2 separate regions of the Homo sapiens genome follow, and region 1 is linked to region 2. A link is a contact called in ENCODE Hi-C or POLR2A ChIA-PET data. All regions are on one chromosome and are shown on one strand. The core of a region is the stretch at or near the end of the contact, and the rest is flanking DNA. Distances in the headings are between cores, read along the strand shown. Region 1 has its middle 19 kb from the start of HLA-DQB1. Region 2 holds the start of HLA-DRB1 (major histocompatibility complex, class II, DR beta 1).

Evidence for each region. A loop is a pair of places that touch in the nucleus more often than their neighbours do. ChIA-PET counts read pairs that join two places held with the same protein, here RNA polymerase II (POLR2A). Pooled maps may share reads with other maps.
Region 1: a map of CD8-positive, alpha-beta T cell shows a loop between it and region 2 (2.9-fold over the local background). The contact joins the enhancer-like site here to the promoter of HLA-DRB1 in region 2. A Hi-C loop is called at or near these places in 3 of 168 maps with a recorded cell type or tissue (CD8-positive, alpha-beta T cell, GM11168 and GM12878), 11 of 37 single-sample maps with no recorded cell type and 11 of 50 pooled maps. POLR2A ChIA-PET finds 5 or more read pairs at or near these places in 4 of 52 experiments (B cell, GM12878, activated B cell and 1 more).

What each region holds. Positions count from the first base shown.
Region 1 is chr6:32,684,506-32,687,507 of GRCh38, reverse strand. No RefSeq gene overlaps it. Among named protein-coding and RNA genes, the nearest start is that of HLA-DQB1, 19 kb to the right of the region's middle. Within about 2 kb of position 1,752, at least 3 of the 41 ENCODE cell types and tissues checked have a DNase peak (open chromatin) inside an H3K27ac peak, as active enhancers do; they include B cell, where a contact is called at or near this core.
Region 2 is chr6:32,588,171-32,591,174 of GRCh38, reverse strand. It overlaps HLA-DRB1 (major histocompatibility complex, class II, DR beta 1), which reads left to right and starts at 1,327. Exons shown (of 6, transcript NM_002124.4): 1 at 1,327-1,532. The coding sequence starts at 1,433.

The DNA of each region.
Region 1 (3,002 bases), core at 503-3,002, 96 kb before region 2:
AATAAATATTAACATGTATCTTTTTCTGTATTTTGAGTTCCTTCTTGATTTACATTTAAACTTTTAATCTAACTCAATATCATCTCTGTATGTGTGTATGTATGAGCTCTTTTTATTTTCCTACTAAATAACCAATAGACCCAACATCATTTTTAGTAAATTTCCCTCATTCCACTGAATAAAAAGTCCACTTTTATTATGTACTACATTTTTAAAAATTTATCCAACATAAATTCAGGATAACTTGTTCTGTTCTTGAAAGCAGTTCTAATGTGGCATTCTTTAACAAGCAAGAGTAAACTTCCCAGTGCACCATTTAAAACACTCCAAACCATTATTGCAATCTCTTGAAAAACATTGAATTAGAATTGTGTTTCTAATACCAAGGAAAATGATTTAAAATTCTCTTAAAATAACTTTTTCTTCTAAAAATTTCACCTGAGAATGTCTTCACCCACCAGAATTTCCTCACCACTACGCTGCTTTCTCTTCCATTCCACATAGGTGCCATGTTGTTCAAGTATATTGCAAAAACTTGCCTCCTAACCCCTTATATCTCACGGACTTCCAATCCTCATCAGCTACAGTCCTTTACCCCACAAACCTGGATTGACTCCAAAAGAGTGAAATGGGTTCTTCTGTGCCTCAAAGAAATGAAGAATATAAACTATAACACTGGAAGCTTCTTCGAAATATGTTTATGTCCCATCCCAAAATTTTCTCAAAAGTTTAGTAACTTCTAGAAATAAAATACGGTAGCCCCACCTTATCCATGGTTTCACTTTCCATAGTTTCAGTTATCTGTGGTTAATCACAGTTTGAAAATAGGGGTGTATAGTACAGTAAGACATTTTGAGAAAGAGAGGGGACCCCATTTACTTAAGTTTTATTACCGTATATTGTTAAAATTGTTCTATTTTATTATTAGTTTTTGTTTATCTATGACTGTGAATAATTTATAAATTACACTTTATCATAGGTTTGTATGTGTATGAAAACATAGTACGTATAGGGTTTGGTACAATCCGTGGCTTCAGGCATCTACTGTGGGATCTTGCAGTGTATCCCCCATGAATAAGGGGAGACTACTATAAATACAATTTCGATCTCGTTAATCATAACATAAATTTGGATCTGCTTCTGTGCAGTCAATGTTGTTCCACAGTTGACTTTTTTTTTTAGTGGCAGTAGAAACATGTTTTAATTGTTTAGCTTTATAATTATTTGTAAGCATCTACTAGAGCAACACCCCCTCATTTTTATCAATAGCTATTTTTATATTTATTATTCTTGAAAAAAATTAGAAACATTTTGTTAACAAAACTATCTTATTGATATTTAGATTAAAGCATCACAAAGTCTATGTATTTTGTTTGGAAAATTGACACAAATTGTCTTGTTCAAGAATGTGGTACTTTTATTTATCAAACTTTTCTTCAGTAAACTTCTTCTATTCTTTTCTGTGGATTGCACACATGACTAGTAGACGCTTTGATATTTTCTATGTTTATTGCTCTTTTAAGTGATTTTTTTTTTTTCTGTAACAGACTTACTGGCTCAGTCAGCCAGAGACAAATGATGCTGCTTCACTTCTTCTCATTGGCTGGCAAGGAAAGTACTTAGTGGTTTAACTCAAGCACAACTTCTGTGAATCTTTTTTTTTTTTTTTTTTTTAAAGCAGCATCCCGTATTTGGTTACACTCTGGTCTAGTAACCACTTCCTTTGGGCAAGACAACCTTCTCCACCTGCAAGAGCCAGGCATGTGATTAAAAAAATTTCCTTTGTGGTCACTTAGTTATTATTCTTCTTGCTTTGAGTGTTTGGTTGCTAGTTTCATGTACACACTTTCCACTAAAGCTGTTCTTTACAACTTGTTATAGTAAGTTTTGATTCACAGAATATTTTAGGCTCATCTACAATATAATAATTTCCCACAAATGTAAAGAATATAAGTTTGTACAGTTCTAAATATCAGTAAAACAGCATGGAGCAGAGTGCTCGTATTTAACTTCAAAAAAGGTAGTATTTCCATAGGTGCTTTCAGGATAATAAAAATTGATTTGATTGATATAGACTTATGGGACAATATGTGAGAATCAGGCTCTGCTCTAAAGGATAGGAGAAAGGCGGGCAGGGAGTACTTAATATGGTTTGAATTCCAGACACACAACCTAGTTGCCTAATTTGGCCTCATCCACCAGCTTGAATATTTTCGTGAGATTCTGTCTTACATCTCTGGTAATACTAAAACAAAAAATGAGGACCATTTCAAGTAAGTCTAGCTCAGGAGAAACCATTAAAATTGTTATATTCTCTGTTTAATTTTTTCTACAATTATTATTTCTTCTTTTTATATTAATTAGAATAGGCCAGACTGCTACAATAACTAGACTTGAAAGTGTATGAAGGCTGAAATACAGTAGAATTTTATAACTCACTAATGTAACAGTAGGAAGATACTGATGATTTGTGAGTAGCTCTTCTCAAGCTGGTGATTCAGGGATCCAAGCTGCCATACTCTAATATGGTGCCTCTCATTTTTTTTCCTGTGAAAATTAACATACTTTAATTTTTCTTCAAATAGGGAGGTCAGGAAAAGTGGCCAATTGTGATCTAGAAGATTAAGGCAAGACGGTTAGTGAAATTTACAACAGTGTCCACTACGTTGTCATTATGGCTGTAACTAATATTCATCTCCCTCCATCACAAGCCGCTCCTGATTCCCCTCATCCTCTGAATTTAGTATAGTTTGTTTTTCTGTTTGAGTGACAGAGACAACTATTCCAGAAAGGTCTATACAGTTATTTACCCTGTCCTTGCTGGATTGATTGTTTTAGTGTCTACTGATGGTCATTACCATGCATAAAAGTACTAAAAGATATCGTTGTATTTCCTCTAATTTGTTCCTGAGGCATCTCTCGTAATAATGGCTATCAACTGTAGTCCTCCTCTAATGAAGGGAAAAGTAATATGCATGGTCTCAACAACCAGGACTACAGTC
Region 2 (3,004 bases), core at 78-2,577:
CAAAGCCTTTTTGTTTGTTTTTGAAACTGAGTCTCACTCTGTCGACTAGACTGGAGTGCAGTGGTGTGCTCCTGACTCACTGCAACCTCCACCTCCCAGGTTCAAGCAATTCTCATGCCTCAGCCTCACGAGTAGCTGGGATTACAGGCATGCACCACCAAGCCCAGCTGATTTTTGTATTTTTTTAGTAGAGATGGGATTTCACCGTGTCGGCCAGGCTGGTCTGGTACTCCTGACCTCAAGTGATCCGCCCACCTTGGCCTCCTAAAGTGCTGAGATTACAGGCGGGAGCCACCGCGCCCGGCCAGCAAAGTCTTCTAATATCTTCCCTTACGATAAAACAAGAGAAGTGGAATACTAAAGGGCCATAGCCTTAAACAAAGGAGGAAATCATAATGGGAGCCAAGAATGAGGGATTGAACACTCGACATAAAATATTAATTATGGTAAAACAGAGTTGTTCTGTCAACAGCTGACTTTGAGTCCTTGATCGATCATCTCAGCCCCCTGCATACTTTGATTACACAGTTGACCTTAACACATTGATAGGGTAAGTGCTATACAAAAGCAACTTCGGACTCTCCATTGCACATAGGTGGCCCCTGCAAGCCCCTTGCCTGTGTGTGTTCTGGAGATGACACTAAACTTGGGGGCAGCATCAGGAGACACACTTGAAAAAACTCTTTTTACTCAGATTAAATTATTAACTAACTTTCAATTTCCTTTAACTTATTACAGACATCTCTACCTGTAAATAGGTACAGATTAAGCTCTCCGGTCAACAGCTGTCATTCTGTCATATCATCAGATACCCGGAGCTGCTGCTCCTTGAGGCATCCACAGAATCACATTTTCTAGTGTTGAAAGACCTGAAAGATCATGGTGCCTTCATTTCAACTGTGAGACATGACGTAATTTTCCCAAATCTACAACATTAAGATATGGTGCAATAAGGACCAGATTAAAGGTCTCCTGATTTGCGGCCATGTTCCCTCCATCTCCTTTACTCCTAAACACACTCACACTCACTCCTGCAAATAGTTGTCTTGTCAAGTGGGAAATGAATGCTCTTACAAGGCTCAAACTTGTGAACACATCACTGACCAGCACAGAGCTGGCTACAATAGCTCCCCAATTAAGGTGTTTTACATGCAACTGGTTCAAACCTTCCAAGTGCTAAATTAAAACAATCCTTTAAAGAAGGAAATTCTGTTTCAGAAGAGGACCTTCATACAGCATCTCTGACCAGCAACTGATGATGCTATTGAACTCAGATGCTGATTGGTTCTCCAACACGAGATTACCCAACCCAGGAGCAAGGAAATCAGTAACTTCCTCCCTATAACTTGGAATGTGGGTGGAGGGGTTCATAGTTCTCCCTGAGTGAGACTTGCCTGCTTCTCTGGCCCCTGGTCCTGTCCTGTTCTCCAGCATGGTGTGTCTGAAGCTCCCTGGAGGCTCCTGCATGACAGCGCTGACAGTGACACTGATGGTGCTGAGCTCCCCACTGGCTTTGTCTGGGGACACCCGACGTAAGTGCACATTGCGGGTGCTGAGCTACTATGGGGTGGGGAAAATAGGGAGTTTTGTTAACATTGTGCCCAGGCCATGTCCCTTAAGAAATTGTGACGTTTTCTTCAGAGATTGCCCATCTTTATCATTGGATCCCAAATTATTTCCTCCATAAAAGGAGCTTGGGTACTTGCCCTCTTCATGAGACTTGTGTAAGGGGCCTTTGCACAAATCATTTCTTTTCAAATCTCCACCAATAAAACCTTTGCATCACATGTCCTCAGGGTCTTTAGAGGATTTAGAAATAAGGATTCTAAAATAAATTCCCCATACAGCACTTCCCTTTATTATGTTGACTTATGTCAGACAAAAGGAGGTTCTTACTGAAAATTTTGTGGGAGTCAAGGGAATTCAAAGGGTCTCTCCTAGACGATCCAGTGTTAGGTTCCCCACAGGACCTTTGGTGTTGGCCATAGTCCTCATATGTGAGGATGGACCCAGTGGCCTCCCCATTATCTCCTTTCTTTTCTTGCTGAACTCCAATGTTTATAAGGCCTGTATCCCTGTAGTGTATGTAGGTTCTCTGACAGAAGTTATACTTAGTGCTCTTCCTTTCTTGTGGGGAAAAGTCCCTGGAACTGAAGCTGAGATTGTTAATACTTGGAGTCACCTTACAGATACAGAGCATTTATGAGGTATTCTTTGGTGCCTAAAGAACTTAAGGCATCCTCTGAAAAACTAGCCCAGGTTCGTGTTCATTATGAATCTTTTTTAACCTTTCTGTACTTGTTTCTCTTGCATCTCCTATGTGCTCTAACTAGACATGACAGAAGAGATTTAACTAATGTATAAATTATATGAAATTCTATTTTTTAAGTCAAAAATAATCAACTATCAGAAATTTAATAATGTTCAAACTATATACTCTGTGTGGGGTTACCGAGATGATGTGAACATTGTTCACGTCTCATAGGGCTGAAAGTCAATGGGCAAGTCTTGGGAACTCATTGTCTTACTGGGGTCTTGTCCTAAATTTCCTAGGTTCACCCATCATGCCCTCAGCTTTCCTTAACTAGCCATGTCTGCTTACCTCTTCCTCCAGTTTCTATTTTTCCCCAGCTATGTTGTCATCATTTCCAGAAATCTCTAAAGCTTGCACAGAACCTTAGCACTATGAGATTCATTGAAAGAGACTTTTTTTCTCTTTTTGAGGTAGGGCCTGGCTCTGTCACCCAGTCTATAGCTCAGTGGTGTGATCGAGGCTCACTGCAACCTCTGCCACTTATGCTCAAGTGATCCTCCCTCCTCAGGCTCCAGAGTAGCTGGGAATACAGGCAGGCAACCACGCCCAGCTAATTTTTGTAATTTTGGTAGACATGAGATTTTGCCATGTTGCCCAGGCTGGTCTTGAACTGCTGGACTCAAGCAATCCTCCTGCCTTGGCCTCCCAACATGCTAGGATTATAGATGTGAGACACTGTGCCCAGGCAAA